Regions from separate parts of the Homo sapiens genome. Here region 1 is linked to region 2. Evidence: chromatin loops called from intact Hi-C (ENCODE). Cell type or tissue: GM12878. All regions are shown on one strand. Region 1 overlaps ZNF433-AS1 (ZNF433 and ZNF878 antisense RNA 1). Region 2 holds the start of ZNF878 (zinc finger protein 878).

Region 1 (4,000 bases), 52 kb after region 2:
CCTTCCACCTCTACCTCCAAATAGTTGGATTACAGGTGTGACCCACTGTGCCCAGTTTATGTCACACTGAAATATAGGATTTTAGATAAAATGTGTTAAGAATAAATAAATGTGGCAGCCAGGCGCGATGGCTCACGCCTGTAATCCGGCACTTTGGGAGGCCAAGGCAGGCAGATCAACAGGGTCAGGAGATCGAGATTGGGCCATCGCACTCCAGCCTGAGCGACAGAGCAAGACTCCATCTCAAAAAAAAAAAAAAAAAAGAAAAAGAAAAAGAAAAAGTGGCCAGGCGCGGCGGCTAATGCCTGTAATCCCAGCACTTTGGGAGGCCGAGGTAGGCAGATCACTTCAGGCCAGGAGTTTAAGACCAGCCTGGCCAAGGTGATGAAACCCTGTCTCTACTAAAAATACAAAAATTAGCCAGGGGTGGTAGCGCCCTCCTGTAATCCCAGCCACTCAGGAGGCTGAGGCACAAGAATTGCTTTAATCTGGGAAGCAGAGGTTGCAGTGAGCCGAGATCATGCCACTGCACTCCAGCCTGGGCAACAGTGAAACTCTGTCTCAGAAAGAAAAAATAATTATTATTCTAATAAATAAACAAATTTGATGCTGGGCTTATTTCCTTCATTTGCTTTTCTTATTTTTTTTGTGAGACAGAGTCTCACTCTGTCGCCCGGGCTGGAGTGCGATGGCGAGATCTCGGCTCACTGCAACCTCTGCTCCCAGGTTCAGGCAATTCTCCTGCCTCAGCCTCCCGAGTAGCTGAGACTACAGGCACGTGCCACCATGCCCTGCTAATTTTTAGTAGAGACGGGGTTTCACCGTGTTAGGATGGTCTCGATCTCCTGACCTTGTGATCCGCCTGCCTCAGCCTCCCAAAATGCGCTGTGAGCCACCGCGCCCAGCCTTTTTTTTTTTTTTTAAACATAGTCTCACATTCTAAGATTTTCTAGAAAGACATTGCTTCATTTTGTAAGTGTAAATTACCTTAGATTTCTGTAGTGATCTTCAATATTCTGGTCTTTCCATTTATTTCCTAAAATACAGAACCAGGAAAATAGTCTTAATTAGTATAAAGCTATAATAAAAATAATATTCTATGTTCATGGTACACTGCATCCGTGCCTCATTTATTCACTGACATATTCCCTGTCCATATTTCCAAATCGTGGAACAGCATTAATGAGCTAAAAACACGTTCTCGGCCGGGTGCGATGGCTCACGCCTGTAATCCCAGCACTTTGGGAGGCCGAGGGGGGCGGATCACGAGGTCAGGAGATCGAGACCATCCTGGCTAACACAATGAAACCCTGTCTCTACTAAAAATACAAAAATTAGCCAGGCACGGTGGCGGGCGCCTGTAGTCCCCGCTACTCGGGAGGCTAAGGCAGGAGAATGACATGAACTCAGGAGGCGGAGCTTGCAGTGAGCCGAGATTGCGCCACTGCACTCCAGCCTGGGCGACAGAGCAAGACTCCGTCTCAAAAAAAAAAAACAAAAAAAACCATGTTTTCTAATTCGCTGAAGGAAGGAAGTAATATTGTCACCCTCACCTATAGAGGACAGGTTCCCGAAGGTTTCCTGCATCACATCTCTGTAGAGATTCTTCTGGGAAGGATCCAGCAAAGCCCACTCCTCCTGGGTGAAGCTCACATCTACATCCTCAAAGACCACTGAGTCCTAAAACATCTCACACATGTAAAGGAGGATGGGTGAGACTGACAGCACTGGGGGCCTAGACTCTATTCCTAAGAAGTTCCCATGATGCTGTGGACTCCAGACATTTATTCCATGACTTGGTTATCACTTGGTGTATACCCACTTTCTTCCATAAAGCGATTCTGATGCTAAAACTGAACTAAGCAATACCAACAGCAGAACAGGAAATGTCTTTTCAGTGAATCCAGAAAGAAAAGCACGCTGCCTGGGCTGTCCCTAATGTCTGTCTGTAGTGTGTGTCTACAGCGCCTGTCATAACAAAGTCCTCTGAATTCATATGCAGAAAAATGTTAACATTAGCAGTCCTGAGAGTGTGTTTCCTTGAAAATGCCTGTTCACAAAGTTTAACCATTGAGGATACCTGAAAGGGAGAATTTGTTCTGACTCAATTAGCAGAAAGAAAAAACAAAAAAAACCACAACTCGATTTTTGCAAGGGACTCAACCAACCTAATTGATGAGTCATAACTAACTAAATCAAAAACTGAAGAGCAGAAACCTTTGTGAGAAACAGTATTGTGGTAGAAAAACTTAAATTGTAATTGATGAACTGCTGAAGGCTGAATGGGGACAAGGTTCAGAGGTAAAACCTCCAGGGAGCTCAGTCTTAACAAAAAGCAAATGTTTATCAAAATTTAAAACTTTTGCCCATGAGACGACACTACAAACAGAGGGAAAAGGCACCCTACCGAAAAGGGAAAGTTTCCCTTGTTCCCCTAGCAGGTGTGCAATGGGGTGTGACTTGCTTCTACAGTGCCCCGTTGCTCAAACCTCTAGGGGAGCATACAGATGGGCAGGCTGTGGGGCTCCGACCCCACAGCAGTGGAGCCCCACAGCAGTGTCAAGGGGTGAATGTTTACAGCTCCTGAAGCCCCAGTGGGGGGCGTGTGTTACAGGTGGTCTTTTAGTTTGCCTATAGGCAGCTTGTGTTAATGAGCTCAATGAGACCCTCTACCTTGTCGCAAGGACAGAGGGCTTTCTGTATCCCGGGTTCTTGCCTTAGTGTACCAGAAGAATCAGATCACACGTGGGCTTGGAGAATGAGTGAATAGTTTTATTGAGTGGAAGTGATAGGGGAGCCAGAAGCGAGATGGTCTTCCTGGGAGCTGGGCTGCTCAACGGCCCTGGCTCAGCCAAACTCTGCCTTGTCCCACCAGCCCCGCCAGTTGATGGACTGCCTCATCCGCCAGCTGATGGCCTGCTGGTGTGCCAGTGCCTATCAGTGTGCTCTTCTGCTGGCGTGCTCCTCTTGACAACCAGCTGCTTGTGTGTCTGCCCACTAGGGTCTGGGGTTTTTATAGGCCCAGAATGGGGCATGGTGGGCCAGGGTGGTCTTGGGAAATGCAACATTTGGGCAGGAAATAACTGTCCTCACCTAGGTCTGTGGGGGTGGAGCCCTAGCCAGGGATCACACCCTCCTCTACCCAGCACTTCCCTTACCCACTTCTGTATTATTTAAAGGGACCACGCTCTTCCCTTCCCAACACGTCGGTATCACCATGACATTGGAGCAAATATAAGCAAGTCATGCATCTGGCAAGGTCTTAATATTCAGAAAATATAATCAACTCCTACACTCAACTACAAAGAAAAAAATTCAAACACCCCAAATATAAAGTTTTGGAAAGAATGTTGAAAAACTGGAACTCATGTGTTCTGTCCAAAGGAATGTAAAATGGTTCAACCTCTATGGAAAACAGTATGGTGGTACTCAAAAGCTAATTTAAAAAATGTTATCCTCCAGCAACCCATTTCCAGGTCCTTTTTTTTGAGACGGAGTCTCGTTCTGTCGCCCAGGCTGGAGTGCAATGGTGCGATCTTGGCTCACTGTGACTCACTGCAAGCTCCGCCTCCCGGGTTCAAGCGATTCTCCTGCCTCAGCCTCCCAAGTGGCTGGGACTACAGGCACCCGCCACCACCCCTGGCTAATTTTTTGTATTTTTAGTAGAGACAGGGTTTCACCATGTTAGCCAGGATGGTCTCGATCTCCTGATCTCATGATCCGCCCGCCTCGGCCTCCCAAAGTGCTGGGATTACAGGCATGAGCCATTGCGCCCGGCCTTCCAGGTCTATTTTTATTCAATTCAAATAAATTGAAAACTGGATCTTGAAGAGATATTTGAAAACCATGATTCACAATAGCCAAGAGGTGGATCAATCCATCAATGTCCATTGATGGCTGAACGGATAACCAAAATGTGGTAAGCATATACATACAATGGAATATTATTTAGCCTTAGAAAATAACATCCTGTTCCATGGTATAAGCAATGGTATACTAA
Region 2 (4,000 bases):
AGGCATGCAAATGTATTTAACATGTATACATGGGAACCTTCAGAATGAAGACACACCCAGCTATAAGACAGAGAAGATTATATAGCGACCTGAGGTCAGTAAATTAGGTTTAGTAGCAAGACAGCTTAGTAGACTGAGAAAGGAAGAGGCTTGGCTAGAGGTGGACTGTTACGTAGATGATGTCTCCCCCAGAGAATAGACTTTTTTCCTTTTTATGAGACAAGGTCTCACTCTGTCACCTAGGCTCGAGTGTAATGGTGCAATCTCTGCTCACTACAACCTCCGTCTTCTGGGTTCAAGCAATTGTCCTGCTTCAGCCCCCCGAATAGCTGGGATCACAGGTGTGTGCCACCAAACCCAGCTCATTTTTATATTTTTGGTAGAGATGGGATTTCGTCAAGTTGGCCAGGCTGGTCTCAAACTCCTGACCTCAAGTGATCCACCCACCTCGGCCTCCCAAAGTGCTGGGATTACAGGCATGAGCCACCATGCCTGGCCCTAATCTATTTACTTATCTTTTTGGTAGAGACCTGGTCTCACTGCGCCCGGCCACTGGTTTTTTGTTTTGTTTTGTTTTGTTTTTTTGAGACACAGTCTTGCTCTGTGGCCCAGGCTGGAGTACAGTGGTGCGATCTCTGCTCACTACAAGCTCCACCTCCCGTGTTCTCGCCATTCTCCTGCCTCAGCCTCCCGAGTAGCTGGGACTACAGGCGCCCACCACCACGCCCGGCTAATTTTTTTTTTGTATTTTTAGTAGAGACGGGGTTTCACCGTATTAGCCAGGATGGTCTCGATCTCCTGACCTCGTGATCCGCCCACCTCGGTCTCCCAAAGTGCTGGGATTACAGGCGTGAGCCACTGCGCCCGGCCAGCGCCCGGCCATTTAAAAAAATTTTAAATAATAAAGACAGGGATCGGCGGGCGAGGTGGCTCACGCCTGTAATCCCAGCACTTTAGGAGGCCGAGGCGGGCGGATCACCTGAGGTCGTGAGTTCGAGACCAGCCTGACCAACATGGAGAAACCCCGTCTCTACTAAAAATACAAAATTAGCGGGGCGTGGTGGCGCATGTCTGTAATCCCAGCTATTTGGGAGGCTGGGGCAGGAGAATCGCTTGAACCTGGGAGGCGGAGGTTGCAGTGAGCCAAGATCTCGTGCCACTGTGCTCCAGCCTGGGCGACAGATCGAGACTGTCTAAAAAAAAAAAAAAAAAAGAAAGAAAGACAGGGATCTCGCTGTGTTGATGATGTTGGCCTCAAACTCCTTGCTTCAAGGGATCCTTCCGCCTCAGTTTGCCAATGTGGTGGGATTATAGACATGAGTCACCATGTGCTACCTCTCTTCAGATTTTAAAGGTGTCAAACTCTCAATAGCTTTTAGATCAGGGAAAGGAAAAGAACGGGGGAGCTGGCAGTGCTTCATTAACGGAGATTCTCTACAAATGTAAATTTCCCCCTCAAAAGACAGTTTTGCAAGGCCACCTTTTGTTTGCTGGCCAAGCAGCAGCCATTTCAAAACTGTCAAAGAAATATATTTTGGCAGGGCAATATCTTGGGGCAAAATATTTTAATGTCTTTCACATTTTGTGGACACTGAATCTGGAATTCCCTGCACACTTGTGTCCCGTGTAGGATGAAGGGGCAGGGACGGCCCACGGAGTGAGGAAGACAACAGTGTCCCTTCTAGCAGTTCGGAGCAAGTTTGGCCGAAGGCAAATATTCGAAGTAAAGGTGGGAGGGAGGGAGGGAGCTGACCTTGGAAAGTGTGGCCAGAACCAGTCGCTTCGGCTCTGCAGCGCCCAGTTACCCGGGGCTTCTGCTGTCACTCAGGGAAGGGGGCGGAGTCTAGACCCCTATCCAATCAGGGGCGCTAGGGCGGGGCCCTGCCACTGTCCTCCAGGGAAGGGGAGGTTGCATTCCCGCTCTCTTCACTCCTAGGGCTGCTCGCGCTAGTTAAGGTCTGGGGCTTTCTTGCTCCGAGAGGGACCAGTTACTTCCGCCGTAGCTGCTGTTGCTCTGTCGACTGCGCTGTGACCTGCACTGTTCACGGGACCTTTAGAGAGGACGCCAGAATACCTGGAAGCCAGGAAATGGTGAGCATGCGGTGCTGGGGAGTCCCAAGGCGAAAGGAGGGACTGGGTGGAACCGAGAGGAACCCGCTGTGGCGGGGCCCGGGCCCCCCTGCAGCGACTCTGGGCTCCAGACACAGTCCCCCTAGCGCAGCTCGGCCCTCGGTCCCCTCGGCCGCTGGGTGGAGCTGGGCCGGCAGCCGGGACCCCGGGCGTCCTGTCCGGTCCCTGCGCGGCGACTGCGGCCCCGGCCCCGGCTCCCTCTCTGAGCAGCTCCGCGCCCGCAGCCCCGCGTCTCCCCAGATTGTGCGGTGACCATGGAAGGGTCATGGGGGATCCTGCCTCGGGTGTGGGGTTCGTGTGGGAGGAGCTGTGGGCTGTGGGGTCCCCAGTTCCTTTTTTTTTCCAGTTAAAAATTAAACTGAGGCACTGTTAAAAAATGAGAGTTTATTTTAGCAAACAGCGATTAATGAATGAGAAACTCCCAGTCCTGGCTTGTGGTTTGGTAACGGAAAAACCCAAATCGTGTAGAATAAGTTTATTCTGAGCCGAATAGGAGAGACCTCGGCTGAGGGAAACACAACCCCGCGAAGTCTGGAGTAAGCAATCCCGAGGCAGCTCCTGACAGTTTGGTTTTATTCATTTCAGGGAGACAGGAATTGCAGGAAAATGATGAATCAGTGCCGGGAAGGTGTAAGTTCCTTTGGCCGAAAGGCGGGACACATGGAAGCGGGGTTAGAAGGCACAGGTGGTGGAGGGATTCTGTAGGTGGCAGTTGGTTGAGAGTGTGTAAAGCTTTGTCTAAAATTTGGAGGCTGTAGGAAGGAGGGCTGTTATCTGCCACGTTATTCCATCCCAGTCCCCGCCCCCTTCCCCAAAAGACCTGTTTTTATTTTACCAGATTTTTATATTTTTGAGACGGAGTCTCGCTCCGTCGCCCCAGGCTGAAGTGCTGTGGCGCCATCTCGGCTCACTGCAACCTCCGCCTCCCGGGTTCAAGCGATTCTCTTGCCTCAGCCTCCCGAGTAGCTGGGACTACAGGCGCCAGCCACCACGCCCGGCTAATTTTTGTATTTTTAGTAGAAACGGGTTTCACCATATTGGCCAGGCTGGTCTTGAACTCCTCCTGACTTTGTGATCCGCCCACTTCGGCCTCCCAAGGTACTGGGATTACAGGCGTGAGCCACTGCGCCCGGCCAATTTTTGTATTTTTAGTAGAGACGGGGTTTCATGATATTGGCCAGGCTGGTCTCGAACTCCTGACCTCGTGATCCACCCTCCTCGGCCTCCCAAAGTGCTGGGATTACAGTGGAATGCCCCACTGCACTCCAGCCATGGTGAAAGAATGAGACTGTCTCAAAAAAAAAAAGTTAAGCTCCTTCTTATATAGGCAAAAAACAAAGAAATTTAATTATCGCAACAATTAGTACAACTAAATTAATTGTACAATTAATTTAATACAACTAATTAGTACAACTAAATTAATTATACAATTTAGTTACAGGTTTTTTTGTTTGTTTGTTTGAGACGGAGTTTCGCTCTTGTTGCCGAGACTGGAGTGCAATGGCGCAATCTCGGCTCACTGCAACCTCCGCCTCCCCGGTTCAAGCGATTCTCCTGTATCAGATTACAGGCGTGAGCCACCGCGCCCGGCCCAGGACTTTAAAATTTTCTTTGCAAGGGGTTTTAATTTCTTTTCTTTTCTTTTTTTTTTTTTTTTTTTTTTTGAGACGGAGTCTCACTCTGTCACCCAGGCTGGAGTGCAGTGGCGCGATCTCTGCTCACTGCAAGCTCCGCCTCCCGGGTTCACGCCATTGTCCTGCCTCAGCCTCCCAAGTAGCTGGGACTACAGGCGCCCGCCACCGCGCCCGGCTAATTTTTTTGTATTTTTTAGTAGAGACGGGGTTTCACCGTGTTAGCCAGGATGGTCTCG

The links. A loop is a pair of places that touch in the nucleus more often than their neighbours do. Peaks named below come from ENCODE experiments on the same cell type or tissue, not always from the same donor. Only the 100,000 strongest peaks of a DNase experiment are listed, where the experiment ranks them.
Region 1: it touches region 2 in a loop (2.9-fold over the local background); 1 of 110 quality-filtered maps calls a loop at or near these places.

The regions. Positions count from the first base shown.
Region 1 is chr19:11,998,810-12,002,809 of GRCh38, reverse strand. The region is part of intron 1 of ZNF433-AS1 (ZNF433 and ZNF878 antisense RNA 1); the gene reads right to left. Among named protein-coding and RNA genes, the nearest start is that of ZNF433-AS1, 13 kb to the right of the region's middle. RefSeq lists an enhancer at 2,067-2,116. In GM12878, no CTCF peak of the experiment used is centred here; a DNase peak (open chromatin) is centred at 2,109; H3K4me3 peaks cover 1,833 bases; H3K27ac peaks cover 1,427 bases.
Region 2 is chr19:12,050,890-12,054,889 of GRCh38, reverse strand. ZNF878 (zinc finger protein 878) reads left to right here and starts at 1,929. Exons shown (of 4, transcript NM_001080404.3): 1 at 1,929-2,091. The coding sequence starts at 2,089. RefSeq lists an enhancer at 1,590-2,095 and a silencer at 2,284-2,333. In GM12878, a CTCF peak has its summit at 2,250 (motif pointing right); DNase peaks (open chromatin) are centred at 1,939 and 2,592; H3K4me3 peaks cover 1,868 bases; H3K27ac peaks cover 974 bases.